Regions from separate parts of the Homo sapiens genome. Here region 1 is linked to region 2. The links are chromatin loops, found by intact Hi-C in ENCODE. Cell type or tissue: IMR-90. All regions are shown on one strand.

Region 1 (8,000 bases), 150 kb after region 2:
TCACATTTTCTTCCTGAAGAGTAAAAAAAGAGCCCCATGGGGGCATAGTTGGTCAGAATGAAGACTTTGGGCTTTAAAATAAGAAATGCAAAGAAGCCAATCTCAGCCTCACGACATGTTAGCCATGAAGCTTTGGGGATGTTACTTTACCCCTGTGAGCCTGAAGTTATTTACTGCTGCTTGTAATTTGTTTTTAAATGGAAATAAAAAGTCTTTCTTTGCTGAAATATAGAGGCAATGTTAAAAAACTGGACAAACATAATGGTAAACAAAGTCAAAAAACAAAAATAGTTTTATTATACAGGGCTCAGTCCTTTGATTCCTTTTCTATTTCTATATATTTCTCATGAGCTATATTTCATTTTCAAGGCTTTCACTGAGAAAATCCATGTACTAATGATGCCTGGATTTGTACCCCCAGTCCAGACCTCTTCCCTCATCTCCAGTGTCCTGACAATATCTCCACTTGTATGTCTAATAGATATGTGAGATTTAACATGCACCAAACTAAATGCCTTATCTTCTCCCCTGTAAAATCTGACTTTCTCACTGTCTTACTCATCTATTATAGGCAATTCTGAATTTTAGTTGCTTGGCATAAGTACTTTGGTATCGTTTTGACTTCTTTTTCTTTCATGGCCCTTATCCTATTTGTGAATACATCCTGACATCTCAACCTACAAGATATATCAAGGGCCTCACCAATCCTCATCCACGCCTCCACTCCACACTGATAGAAGCCAGCATCACCTCTGTCTGGAATGATTGCAATGCCTCATAGTTAGTGCTCCTGCTTCCTCCCTTTCCCCATGGTGTATATAACATGGCAGCCGAATGATTGAGTAATATGCTAACCAGATATTTCACTTATGGACTTACAGCCCTCCAATGACTGATTTTCTCACTCAGAACTCAAGTCAAAGTCCTTGCGTGGCCTATGGGGCCCTGCCACACTAGGATCTTCACCTCTCTGGACTCACCTCCTGCACTTGCTCTCACTTGCTCCACACCCACACAGGTGACCTCCTTCCTGAACCTTGTCTATGCTGTGCGTGCCTGCACATTCCAGGCTTCAAGCTGCTGCCCTTACTGTTCACTCTGGCTGCCAGCTCTCCCCCAGGAAATCTACATGGCTCCCCTTCACCTCCCTTAAGCATTTGTTACAATGCCACCTTTCACTGAGGCCTTCTGAGACTAATAAATACCCATATATAAGTACAAGCAATAACACACCCTCATTCACTTGCCAGTCTGACAAAGTTTTAGGAATTTCATTATGCCAAGGACCTATGAAAAGATATTAACTCATTAAATGTTGTTGGGAGTAAAAATGGGGACAACTTCTTTGGAAGGGAGACTCACAGATGTACAAAGATGTGTCCATCACAGTGGTCAGTGCAGCACTTTTTGAAATGACAAGAAAACTTGAAACAATCTAAAATTCCATCAATAGAGAACTGGTTAAATAATTATAGCTTGTTGAGTTAGTAGAAAATTGTGGTGCATATGTTAAGAACAAGATAGATATAGATAGATATAGGTATAGATATATACTGACATAGAAATACCTTAGAGATATATTAAGTAGGAAAAAAGCAAGCTGCTGAACATACTTAGTAAGGTAGGAGCTCATTGGTGGCATGAGTAATGTGTATGCATTGATATGGAGTAGGTGGATTCTTATCTAGGCACATAGAGTTTCTGGCATGACAGTGTTGACTTCTAGGAAAGGAAACTGACAGTTCAGGCTTTTAATTTGCATTTTATTTTCATTTTCACTCTTCTAATATATGTAACATACATGTATATTGCTTTTATTAATACATTTATTAATACTTTTTTAAATGAAGTTGGGCTTGCTCTGGGTTTTAATTGGGCTTTCTTGCTAGATATGTGACTTATGGAAAATAAGTTAAATTTAACTATGCTTCCAATTTTTGCATCAATAACATTAAGTAAATTATAACATTGAACTTATAGGATTGTTGCGAATATTAAATAAAAAGATATATGTAGAAAGTTTAGCAAGGCATTTAGTAAGCACACAATTATAGAAACTAATACATGATTTGTGGCTGGGCGTGGTGGCTCACGCTTGTAATCCCAGCACTTTGGGAGGCCAAGGCTGGAGGATCACGAGGTCAGGAGATCGAGACCACGGTGAAACCCCGTCTCTACTAAAAATACAAAAAATTAGCCGGGCGTGGTGGCAGGCGTTTGTGGTCCCAGCTACTCGGGAGGCTGAGGCAGGAGAATGGCGTGAACCCGGGAGGCGGAGCTTGCAGTGAGCCGAGATCGTACCACTGCACTCCAGCCTGGGCGACAGAGCTAGACTCCGTCTCAAAAAAAAAAAAAAAAAGAAGCTAATACATGGTTTTTACCATAGGTAGTAGTATCATGAAAATGAGAGAATTATGCAAAGCACTCTTCACAATGCCTCGAATAAAGTAGCTTGTTACTAAAAAGCTGCAATTTAATATAATATTAATCAATTAATATCAATAGTAATGGAGGAAAAGACTCACTAGTTTTATGTTACTCCCATTAACGTGGCTAGTAAATTACAGCATCAGAGTAAAAATCGGGGTGTGATTCATTTATCATGATTAATTCAATATCTATGTCCTGAGCGCCTAAGACCTCAGTTCTTCTATTAAAACATACTTGCATCCAAGGGACAAGAAGAATATACAGCACTGTAAAATAAGACAAGTAGCAAGCAATTGTTAAATACAAAATAAACGCAACTAAGAACAAGTGGCCCAGGAGTTTCAGGAAAAGAAATGTCAAGCATGCCCAAGCAGAAATAAGAATACAATAAAGTCTTTAAAAATATGCCTGGCAAGTAAGTGCAAGTCTGCATATTAGAGAGGGTTCCCAGCATGCCAAGGGTGAGATCGCTGCCCAAGCTGCCTCCAGTAACATGATGAAAATCCCCAGAAGCAAAGTATCCAGGAGCCAGGACCTAGGCCAGATTCCTGTCAACTGGCTTATGTTACATGTTGGTGAGTCTCCAGTGATTTCAGAATAGTCAGGCAAACTATCCAGGAATAAATTACTTCAACCCAATAATACAATATTTCTATTATCTATCTATCTATCTATCTATCTATCTATCTATCCACCTACCTACCTACTTACTTTTAGAAACAGGGTCCCACTGTTGCCCCTGCTGGAATGCAGTGGTGTTATCATGGCTAACTGCAGCCTCAACTTCCTGGGCTCAAGTGATCCTCCCGCCTTAGCCTCCTAAGCTGCTAGGATTACAGGCATGCACCACCATGTTCAGCTAATCTTTTAAATTTTTAGTAGAGACAAGGTCTTGCTATGCTGCTTAGGCTAAGCTAGTCTCCTGGCCTCAAGGTATCCTCCCACCTCTGCTTCCCAAAGCACTAGGATCACAGCCGTGAGCCACTGCACCCAATCTCAATATGACTTTTAAAAACTAACATCCGAATCCGGGCCGAGCGCGGTGGCTCACGCCTGTAATCCCAGCACTTTGGGAGGCCGAGGCGGGCAGATCATGAGGTCTAGGAGTCTGAGACGATCCTGGCCAATGTGGTGACACCCCATCTCTACTAAAAATACAAAAATTAGCCGGGTGTGCTGGCTTGTGTCTGTAGTCCCAGCTACTCGGGGGGCTGAGGCAGAAGAATCGCTTGAATCCAGGAGGCGGAGGTTGCAGTGAGCCGAGATCGCGCCACTGCACTCTAGCCTAGGTGGCAGAGCGAGACTCTGTCACTAACGCCCACCTCAATGAACTGCTATATGGTTGCATTATTGACTCTTTATGTGGGTGTTTCCCACACTCACTGTGGACACCTTAAAGATAGGGGTGGGGTTTTATTCTCTAAGTTGTCACAGAACCTAAACAGAGCCTAGCCGTTCCTGGTATACAGTCCATACAAAATGGAGGTTTAATTGACGAATAAACTAATGAATTAGGGACGAGATCTGTCAAGATGGTAAAAGAAAAATAGAAAAGCATATGTTGAAGTTATATTTGTTAACTAACATGAAGAAATAAAGAGTTCATAGTAGGGAAAAAATGGATGCCTCAAGGAGCGATTGAAGAGCTTTTTATGGGCAGTGAAGGAAGCCAAGGGTCTGCATCTGTGATAGACATGCCTTCTCCAAGTAATTTAACATAAAAAATTAAAGCAATGTTTGTAGGATGTGCATTTTCTCTTCATGTAAGAAGGCTTACTGTAAACGTTTATCATCTCTTTGCCTGGTCCATGATTCCTGCAAAATAAGAAACAAACGGGAGAATGTCTCCTCTGAGACTAACAAGAAAAGTCTGACTCTATCCAATCGGTCTAAAGATACACCACCCACAGCAGCAGCTCCCATAGGACAGGGTTATACCAGCAGGGCTGTCATTGTGTGGGAGCAGGGCAGAGAACACTCACAACAGAACTGCAATACGCATCTAAATGGAATGCTGTGGGAATTTATCAGCAATTTCTCCAATTAGAGCTGGAGCCTTGGAGCTTAGCTCTGAATCCCCCCGCCGGGGAGCAGTATCAGTACTAGCTAAATGAATGATAGAGTTGTCCTAAACACTCCTGACATGCAGAGTTTAAGACATGTTCAGACTTTAACCCAAGGCAGCTGATTTGGAATAAGAAAACTGTTTGATTGTTACCACAAAGAGCGGCACACACTACTGTACCAGCTGCCCAGAGCAGACAGCAATGTTCCTGATTGTTACCGACCTCAAGTTATTACAACTTGTGTATCGAATATAAAGTGATGCAATGATTAAACTAACATATATGATACCATTCCTATAGTTCTTAGCCTCTCTACTATGAACACATGAGGTATATATCCACATATATTCCCAGATGGTCTCCTGTAGTTCAATATAAGAAATTCTAAGCTATATTAATCTTCCAAGGGAACTCTTTTAGACCATTTGGAATTGATATTCACTTCTGTATCTGAAAAAGCATATAGATTCATCAAATATTCATGATCATGAAAAGCTTCATACAGTATATGTGGGATTAGATATTGAAATAGTCAAATCCCAAGGGCTTATGGTATTAACATTTTCATTTAAGGGGAAATATGATATTAAACTATAAGTAAATTAGAGATTTGCCATGCTTCTTTTCAGAATGAGATAGCACTATCTTTCATCAAAAGGGCCTTATTCTGAGAGGATATTTATGAAAGAGAAAATATTTAAAATACTCTAGTATGCAGAATTTTCATTAGAAAGATTAAATTTAGGCCATGGGGAAAAGAGACTGAAAAATTTAACCACCTAAAAATCCAAAATAAGTGCACAGGTAAAATAAGATAAAACAAAATGCAAAACATGAAACTGCCAAAAAAACTCCACATGAAACAACAACAAAAAAAACACTATTAGTAAATAAAAAGAGGGACAACAAAATGTTTTTAAAAAATAAAAACTCCTGTCATAAAGGACTAATGTCTAAAAAGCTCTAATGTATGACAAGCTCTAAAAATTTGGAAGAAGGAGGAACCCTATGCAACAATAAGCAAAGATCAGGATAAATAATTTTCCAGAAAAAGAGCCAACATTTGAAACATGTAAAAAATATGCTTAATCTTTTTTATAAGTTTAACTAAACTTATCAAAACTAAACTATGATGAAAAACTAAAACTAATAGTTTAAAACTAACACTATAATTTTTTCATCTATCAATAATTTAAATGTTTGATAAAACAGAAAACTAGGGAGGGAGAGCATTGGGATAAATCACTAATGCTTGCTGGGTTTAATAGGTATGCAATAGTTTGATAAGTGCAGCAAACCACAATGGCACATGTTTACCTGTGTAACAAATCTGCACATCCTGTACACGTATCCCAGAACTTAAACAAACAAACACACAAACAAAAAAACAGAACACCAGTATAAAGAAGGAAAACATGCTTTTATTTCTGGTGGTATTACAAAATGTTAAGATCAGTAAAAGGATAACATTTTTCAAAATTATTAATGGATTTAGTCTTTCACCCAGCAATACCACTTCTGGGAATTTATCATAAATGCATAATTTCAAATATACAAATTAACATTTGCACGAGGTTATCATGGAAGAATTGGGTGTACAAAATATTGTAAAGGAATTGTCTTTCTTTATATGACTACATAAACTACAGTCTTTCCACACACAGAAATATATGCAGTCATAGAGATAACTGAAGTTCTCCATATACCTACAGGGAAAGATCTATAGGAGCTGCAAGGTGCCTAAGTCAAGACGGTAAGCTATCATTTATGTAAAACAGGTAGAAAATAAGAACACATGTTCATGTGTACTTATAACTGCAAAAAGAAAAGTGAAAATATGGACACAAAACTAACAAGGGAAATTTCTTATATGGCAAGAGGTATAATAGGATAGACAGATATAAGAATGAAAGCAGGAGTTTTGGCTGGGTGCGGTGGCTCATGCCTGTAATCCTAGCACTTTGGGAGGCCGAGGCGGGCAGATCACGAGGTCAGGAGATCGAGACCATCCTGGCTAACAAGGTGAAACCCCGTCTCTACTAAAAATACAAAAAAAAAAAAAAAAAATTAGCTGGGCATGGTGGCAGCGCCCTGTAGTTCCAGCTACTCGGGAGGCTGAGGCAGGAGAATGGCGTGAACCCGGAAGGCAGAGCTTGCAGTGAGCCGAGATCGGGCCACTGCACTCCAGCCTGGGCGACAGAGCGAGACTCCGTCTCAAAAACAAACAAACAAACAAACAAACAAAGAGTGAAAGCAGGAGTTTAAAAAACTCCCTTCTACACTTTGGGAGGCTGAGGCGGGCGGATTACCTGAGGTCGGGAGTTTGAGAACAGTCTGACCAACATGGAGAAACCCCGTTTCTACTAAAAATACAAAATTAGCTGGGTGTGGTGGCACATGCCGGTAATCCCAGCTACTCGGGAGGCTGAGGCAGGAGAATCTCTTGAACCTGGGAGGCAGAGGTTGCAGTGACCCGAGATTGTGCCATTGCACTCCAGCCTGGGCAACAAGAGAGAAACTCCATCTCAAAAACAAACAAACAAACAAACAAACAAAAAACAAACAAAAGCAAACCCTTCTATATAGTTTTCTTTGGGTAACAAATATTTCATAAAAATGAAATATTACCTATTCAAAAATAAAATTAGGCTAGGCATGGTAGCTCACACCTGTAACCCCAGTGATTTGGGAAGCCAAGGTGGGAGGATTGTTTGAGGCTAGGAGTTCAAGTCCAGCTTGGGTAACATAACATTCATCTCTACTAAAAACAAACAAACAAAAAAACCCCACAAAAAACTACAACAACAACAAAAAAACTGGGCACGGTGGTGCATGCCTGTAGTCTCAGCTACTCAAGAGGCTGAGGAGGGAGGATCGCTTGAGGCCAGGAAGTAGAGGACACACTGAGCCATGATCACACCACTGCACTCCAGCCTGGGCACAGAGCAAGATCCTTTAAATAAATAAATAAATAAATAAATAAATTTATCTAAAAAAGCAACAGTCTAATGCACAATTCAAAGGAAAAACAAGAGCACCTACTTGACATGGATTAGTTCTACAAGTCAGGTTTTCTCCAAATCAAACTTTTTCATTATAGTATTTGCCAGTGTATTTTCCTGCTGGACATCACATTATTCCATTTGGTAGAATGATAGATGAGAGAGAGAGAGAGAGAGAAAAGAGAATGAGAATACCAGATTGATTCTTCTTTTTAAATTTATAAATATCATGAGGCCAACAGGTATCATATTATTTTATAAATATTCCTTTTATTATTCCAAATTAAACCACATATACAGCACACATTATTTCTAGTGGGAAAATGTTATGAGTATCTTACTAATGTATCTTTCGCTGGTACGATAGTGGCTTTTCTACTTAGTACTTTAGAGAATTTAAAAAGTATTATCAGTAATGTGCATTAATTTTATAGTTAGAAAAAGTCAATAACAGTTGCTGTCAACATTTTATTTCATTGCCAACCAACCTGATTCAAAGGAA
Region 2 (8,000 bases):
GTATGGACTTTCATCATGAATATTTTACTCCTCTAAACTACCTTGAATAGTTCTGCTAAATCATGTTCTTAAAATACTGGTTTTACGATAGCACCACTAAATTAAAAACTTTTTAAAGACTCTTCAGTAGCTAGCCTATAGAACTGATGAGCTGTCAGCAGCCACAGCTTGATCTGTGTCCTTTAAGGTTGTATTATACAGTCTTGTCTAAGGCCAGCACCCCACCTCCTAGCCAGAAGGCGGTCCCCTGCTCTTTCCGTCCACATAAACTCTACCAGTTTTTCAGAAAGCCCTGTTTTTCTGTAGTATCTTTTCTAACATCACCAATTCTTCTGTGCATTTGCAGTGGAGTTGGCTGACTTGTTAATTATACCTAGGAACACTGGTTGTACTTAGTTTCTAATGTGCCTCTCTTGGCTTTTCAATTTAAGTATATATATTGCACATGCAGGAATTGTGAAGAAATATTGTGTGTACCCCATAATGAAACCAGTGTCATGCACACAGTGGGTATGTAACAAATATCTATTCAATACATTTAATTGAAATCAACACACATTTACAAAGTTTCTATTAGAGTCTACTTACATGGACATACAGAAAAATAATTTGAAGCCCCTACACTTAAGGTTTTATAATTCATGGAAACACAACTTCATGGAGAAAAATATAAAAGAAAAAAATTGGTCATAGTTCTATAGATTTTTGGTTATCTGAAATCCACTTGGAGTATGCAAATTTCTCTCTGTAATGATTAGAAAATTATATAAGTTAAATTGATTATCTGTAGTAGACAGATCATTGGCCTTCTCGTATTGCACTTGCAATTTCAATACATTCCAATGGTGAGCACCTGTGACTCTCTGCCTGAAGGGTTTCTTTTTTTTTTGAGACTGAGTCTCACTCTGTTGACCACGGCTAGAGTGCGGTGGTGCAATCTCAGCTCACTGCAACCTCCACCTTCTGAGTTCAAGTGATTCTCCTGCCTCAGGCTCCCAAGTAGCTGGGACTGCAGGCATGCACCACCACACCCGATGAGATTTTGTATTTTTAGTAGAGACAGGGTTTCACCATGTTGGCCAGGCTGGTCTCAAACTCCTGACCTCAGGTGATGCACCCTCCTTGGCCTCCCAAAGTGCTGGGATTACAGGCATGAGCCACTGTGCCCAGCCTGCCTGAAGGGTTTCTTAGGTCCCCCAGAACCTATTAGGGCAGGAGTGTGCACTCCAGAAAGGTCAGGAAGTTAACTTTCCAGGAAGCCAACCTCGACCAATGAGCATCAGGAGTCAGTGTTTAAATATCCCCCAGTTTTGGCTCCCTGGGAGGAACAACTGTTCTACTTTTCTTAAAGATCCCAGCAGGATATAATCCCAGTTGTCCTTAGTACTAGCCCCTTCCAAATCCTTCCTTCTTCTCTCGTCTACTTTCTCACTCTGTTTCCAATTCAGGGGGTCACTTCCCGTGGAACTTACAAGCATCCAAAAACTCATCTTAGGTTGTGCTTCTAGGGAAGCCCCACCAGAGACATTGTGTACATCACAGAGTGGGGCCAATTTAATAGAGCCGGCAGTTAGAGATGGTGTTCCATATGAGTGCCTTCATGTTTTCTGAACCTGGCCCTTATCCAAAAACTACAGTATTTTTTTTTTCTTCTGAGGGTATATTGAAATGTACAAGAACTTGGTCTCTGTGGTCAGAATAGCATTTGCTGAAATCCTGGTTCTACCTTGTACCTTAGGTAACTTTGTTAAACTCCTTTAAGATCAAGTATCCTCATAGGTAGAAGAGGAATAATGATGATCTCTACCATACAGGGTTGCAATGAGGATTAAATAAAAATATGCATATGAATAATTTAGCATGGTGCTGGGCACAGGAACAATAAATGTTAATTGCTAGTTTTATCAAAGAATTTAAAGCATCCTGAAGCACCTTTCATCTTGAAAGCATAGAATGCTTCAGAATGCGGTGATTTTTATACTAAGAAATTCAACTTCAGATTGATGCCTTAGAACATAAATTGTTGGAAGCCCATATATACTCAGAGCAGTATATTCTTCAAAAGCTTGTCTGTGACCGATTATTTGAAGGTGATGGTTGAATCTGATGGCAGCAGAGTGCTGGGGGCTGAATGTGGGTTCCACAAATATAATCCTGAGCAATTTCTGAAAGCCCTACAATGAATCATTGTTAAGATTCCCAATTTAATAAAATAATTCTGTGAGTGTATTGCACAGAATAAATATTTAGACAATCAATCATTGGCACTTTGAGATTCAAATACTTTATATTACAATTGAGGTTACAAAATATGTTTAAGGAAATATTAGAGATTGTTTACTTCAGATAAATATTTTCCACAGAGACATAAATTGGCTGGAGATTTTTCATGGAAAAACAGATTCCATTTATTTTTCTCTTAGTGATATGAACTTTTGTTCCTTTTTCTGTTATTATTTCTGGGTGGGTACAGAGCTCATGATTTATGTGAGAAGCTATTGGAATATCACACAAGAAATTGTTGGAAAATATTTTAGTCTAAAAGTTGTTGTAACAACATTCCGAAACAAGAAAGATTTTAGTATAATTGAGAGATTTTTCTTTTGTTTTCATTAGATAGCTTAATGAAATACTTCATTGGTTTCATGGAAATCAGAGATGCCAAGGTCTCTCCCACATCTTCTGTGTAATCTTCCTTCCAACACTGAATATTTCATCAAGTTTTCCTTCAATTTTTAGTTCATGCTATCAAAACACCTCCTTTCTCCTTTAACTTCATTCTATAATTCAGATTGTGCTGCAAATATTATTGCTTTCAAATGAATCTCTAGGCTGGGCATGGTAGCTCACACCTGTAATCCCACCACTTTGGGAGGCCGAGGTGGGCAGATCACCTGAGGTCAGGAGTTCAAGACCAGCCTGGCCAACATGATGAAACCCCGTCTCTACTAAAAATACAAAAATCAGCTGGGCATGGTGGTGCACACTTGTAATCCCAGCTACTCAGTAGGCTGAGGCAGGGGAATTGCTTGAACCTGGGAGACAGAGGTTGCAGTGGGCCAAAATCGCTCCCCTGCACTCCAGCCTGGGTGACAGAGTAAGACTGCATCTCAAAAAAGAAAAAGAAAAAGAAAAAAAAAAGCCTCTATATATTAATAAATATTTTTAATGTTTGCTTTTCTCCCAGTATAAAGAAAGTTAAGTGTTGAAATAGAGAATTAAATAGGCAGATAAACAAAGATATGATTAAACTATTTCTTCCATAGTCAAATATTGGGAGGGGTCAAAATATTTTAAGATATTCCCTAACTATAAGTAAATAAAACATAGATATGTGACAAATGCATGCTGAGGACAAAGAGGTACAGACCCAAGAAGAGAACATGCCACCAGCGACCTCATTGGCAGTCATTAGGCGCAGACCTCTCTGTTACCCGTATTTTTTTTCTGGCTGCTCTAGGTGTCTGCCTGTTTCTGTTGTGCTTCTATGATCTGTTTCTTACAGCTGGGTCTCTCTCATCTATTGACTTTGCAGTGAAAAGACTTGGGTCCCAACAATAAGAAGAGTTAAGTGTTTTAGGTGATGGATATCCCAATTACCCTGATTTGATCATTGTATATTGTATGCATGTATCAAAATGTCACAGACCCCTGAGATATTTACAACTATCATGTATCAATTAACAAATTTTTAAAAATTAAATAAAAAAAAAGACAAGACAGATTCAAATCAAGGCTCTGGCACTTAACTATTTGTGTGACCTTCACATGCTAATTAAACTCATAGAGCACCAGTATGTAATTCTGTTAAAAATGAGGCTAGTAATCTACTCACAAAGTTCTGGTGAGAAGTAAATGTAATGATGTAACAGAGTCTAACATGACACCTGGGAGAAACTCAAGAAATATTAGATGCATTCTCCCTCTTGCCCACTGTGGAGCACGATGTGGCAATATAACCTTTAATTATATTCTCCCTGAAGATAGCTGTTTTGTAATTTTATTGTTTCCCTGATAGTAACTAAGAGACATTTGAGACTAAATGCCTCCACTTTCTGTTCCTTATCCTATGGACCACCTTCCTTCATCCTATGGCCGACCTTCATCCAATCACCCTTGCTTTTGGGAAGAAACAAGTCAAACAGTAAGTTTTCCAGGATTACACAAACATATAGTAAAATAATGTGAGTATGTGGAAAAATAGACTTAGAACTTGGAGTCTAAAATTCAAGAACAAGATCATGAATTCTCTAAGCCTTAGTCTTCTTGTCTTTAAATGGAAACAATGCTTTTCCTATCTTCCTCCAAAAGTATTTTAGTATCAAATTAAATCCTTTGATATGAACATATTTTAATGTATTTCAAACAATGTACACACACAAGTTTATGAAATTTACATTCAAAGCAAACCACACAAGTTAGCCAATGAAGATTTCACACTAGGACAACCATGAAAATATGCAGAATACAGGGGCTCCCGCTCCCCTATATCACACAAATTTCTGACTCCTGAAGGCCCTAACGTGGAACAAGGTAGGCAAGAAGCAAAAAGCAGGGGATTATTTCAAACAAAAGGACGAGTGTTAATGGAACTGAGAGTGGAGACTCAACTCCAGCAGTGAAAATATGAAAAAAAAGATGGATTTTGTGGCCACTGGAATCTCTTAGCAGGCAGAGACTAACAATATCTCAAGGATATGTAAGCTGAAAGCAGTACATATTAAAATCCAAAGTGATTTGTTTGCACTGACTCATTAAATCCATCATCAACTAGCTGATGACTCAAAAATCCCACTCACAACTTCTCATCTTTGTCCATTAGTAGGTGTGGCTGCAGCAAGCACTCAGTAGCACAGACAGTGCTGGTAGTGTTGACGTCTTGATGGGATGGAAGTTTTCTGTTGATTCTCAGCCATGTCTTTATTTTTATAGCAGCCATCTGGACGCCAACAGTGCTAATATACTGCAAATCCTCTTCTTTTCATCCATGCCATTAAAGAGAGAAAACACAACATACGCACACCACACATATCCTTTCCTTTGAGTAGTTCTATGTAGGCGTGGTGAGAAATGCCTACAGGCAGGTACCAGAAGTGAAAAATCATCCTCTATGAGAATTTCTATTTCAAGGTAGAGTGCGGGACAACCAGGTCTAATGTGCTTGGACAGTGCCAGAACCGGCAAGTCAGAGAGAATGGAGCTTTGCTGAGGCATAGAGTATGAGGGAGAAATAATTTTTCAGCTGTGGAGGGTCAGAAGGCAGCCCAAGCGCACAAAGTGCACAGCGGTACTGCCAGTTATACAGTTTAAAACACTCTTTAAAGGTTCCACTCTTTTTCTGTTATCAAGGAAAATAAGATATGGGGGAGGGGGTTAGCGGCTGGCAATTAGACAGAGGAAGGAGAAGCTGGATATTTGCTTTGAAAGTGATGACTTTTTAGGTGAAGAAAATTTCATCATTTTGGTACATATTTGATTTCTTTAAACCAGCCTTAATCAATCAGTAAAGACATGGCATCCTTTCTAAGCTTCCCCTGCAATCAGGAATAAAATATTACAAATTCATTATTATCACAATAAAATTTAAAAATTGGAAGTCACATACAAACCTGAATGACAGAAAAGCTATTTGATGTATTTTAACAGCGAGATAATGCATTTACAAAGCAACATATTTTCCTATGTTGAGTTCCTTCAAAATTAAATTTATGGACCAGTCATACATTCCAAAAGTGGAAGGTCACTGTGATGTCTAAGTGTATCATATGACTTCAGGGGTTCAGACATGGCAATTCTTTCTCCTGATGCATTAATTGTATAATTGGAGAGGGTAAGTATTAAATATCAAAAATCAGTATATTTATCTTAATTTTGGATATATTTTGAATTATTTACTGACAATTATAGTTTCAAGTAGAAAAGCATAGAAGTGTTTGTTAATGATTCTGGAACACAAAGCCAAGACAACTTCGTATAGTTACCAAAAGGGACAGCAGTTTGGCATATGTCAGCTTCTGGCTCCAACTGGTCTAAGTGGAAAACACACACACACACACACACACACACACACACTGCCTGCAAAGAAAGTAGTGATCCTGGTCCTGCTATGAGCTGAACATTGAATTTTATGCAAATCAGCTCAGTTTCCTTGTCTGGAAACTTGCAATTTACTATCCCCATATCTATTCTACCTACCTCAAACAACAGATATGAAAAGAAGTTACAAACTTATATAGAAGTGGACTGAAAAATAAAGCAAGTTCTACTAGAGAACAGCTACAGAAGGTTCTATTATGATTATTTATTTGGTTTAATGACTCACAGGAATCGTGCTCACCATGGCTTCATGGCAGAGCTGTAACATTTTTCCTGGTCCTGAGCCCACTTTGACTTGGATGCTCTGCAGTCTGGGTTTTTATGGCAGAGACGTTCTGACTCTAGGTGAAGTGAGATGTGAATTTGGATATTTTTTGCAGTTTTCCACAGAAGAGAATTGACCTTTTCAAAACATCAGCCCAGTTCTTTAAAAAGTGGATGCTATTTCTTCTATTATGGGATTCAATCACTTTCCCAGGCAATGAAATAATTGTAGCATGGCATTTTATCAGGAGATGGAGCTAGCTCTCTTGATTTTTCTCAAACAAGTGACAAAAGGTTTTGTAAAAGGTCAGATCACTTTGTGAGACACTCAGTCAAAGAAATAAGAACAAATCTAGGCCACTTTGGGTCGATGAGAGGCCTGATAATTTTTGGAGCACAGAGAAAAAGAAAAATAACCAATCCAACAAAATGGAGCAACATGGAATGTGGTGAAAATAAGGATGATTTTTCCTGCATGTACCCTCTTTATCCCTGTGGGCAATGTCCCTTCTGTATGGCTCAGCTTTCCATTATGGGTGACCATTTGGACAGTGAGCAATATCTCTGTATCACATGGGCTAACAAGCTGAAGTAACAGAATATTCTAGAAGCCTCGGCAGGAGTTGTATGGTAGACTGAGGGAGATCGAGACATAATGATGATATCATCCAGACCCTCTTCCTCCCTTGTTGAGCTTCATGGTGTTCTTCCTGGACTCCATTCCCCACTTAAAAATTCACTATTGGAAAGATATGAGATGAGTGACAAACGGCTGTAAGTACACAGGACAGCCCAGATGGCAGGTAGGAGAGTGGGGGCTCTGACATAAGAACTAAATGCATCTTACATGTGTGGAGGGAGTGCTGTGTATAACTGGGAACTCCCCTCCCCAGGGACCTGAGACAGTAGAGCAAAGAAGAATACTAGCATTCTCCTGTTTAGGGCCTGCTTTGTCCATTAGAAGGAGAAAGAATAATTCATTCTAACAAGTATTTCAGGCTTTCAGAACATGCTCTTTTAGAATTTGTTTAAATAATCAGTTTCATAGGTCTTTGAAAGTCATACAGAGCAAATAAAATAATTCTGCCTACTGTTCTCTCAGCTTTCCATGTGGGTTTTTGCTATGAGTTGTTACCTAATAACAAAATCTGTAGGATTTTGCTAAACAGACACATTATTCCACTACCAATGAAATTAATAAGAGTTTGAAACACATGCTTACGATACCATTATTGTTATTAATTCCCTAATAGACTGATCGATCACTTTCGATTAGGTGATTTTTTTATTGTTGTCTGTATTGTTCTTTTTATCGCCGACACCTACCAATGTACCTGATATGGCAATAGAAACTAAATAGATGTTTGTTGATAAATGAATAAACCCTTAACTATGTGTGAGACAATATAACAGGTGCCCATATAGAGGACGTGCACTTATATCTTTATATTCAGTGTCTTTATCTAGGAAATGAGAATGTTTGGACCTATTGTAGCTACCACACAGAGTTGGTCTAAAAACCAAACTCTAAATCTAAAAGGAAGTTCATTGAAAAATTAAAAGTGTTCTAAAATAAAATATGTCATTGTCCAGCAATTACATGACCATATTATGAATCATAGTGATGTCCCCCAAAACCT

What was found. Hi-C counts contacts between places; a loop is a spot of excess contacts. Peaks named below come from ENCODE experiments on the same cell type or tissue, not always from the same donor. Only the 100,000 strongest peaks of a DNase experiment are listed, where the experiment ranks them.
Region 1: a loop joins it to region 2, with 1.8 times the contacts of the local background. A loop is called at or near these places in 3 of 110 quality-filtered maps.

The regions. Positions count from the first base shown.
Region 1 is chr10:36,346,296-36,354,295 of GRCh38, reverse strand. No RefSeq gene overlaps it. Among named protein-coding and RNA genes, the nearest start is that of LINC02630, 450 kb to the right of the region's middle. In IMR-90, no CTCF peak of the experiment used is centred here; a DNase peak (open chromatin) is centred at 4,395.
Region 2 is chr10:36,491,387-36,499,386 of GRCh38, reverse strand. No RefSeq gene overlaps it. Among named protein-coding and RNA genes, the nearest start is that of LINC02630, 600 kb to the right of the region's middle. RefSeq lists an enhancer at 4,313-5,512. In IMR-90, no CTCF peak of the experiment used is centred here; DNase peaks (open chromatin) are centred at 4,786, 5,736 and 6,336; H3K27ac peaks cover 374 bases.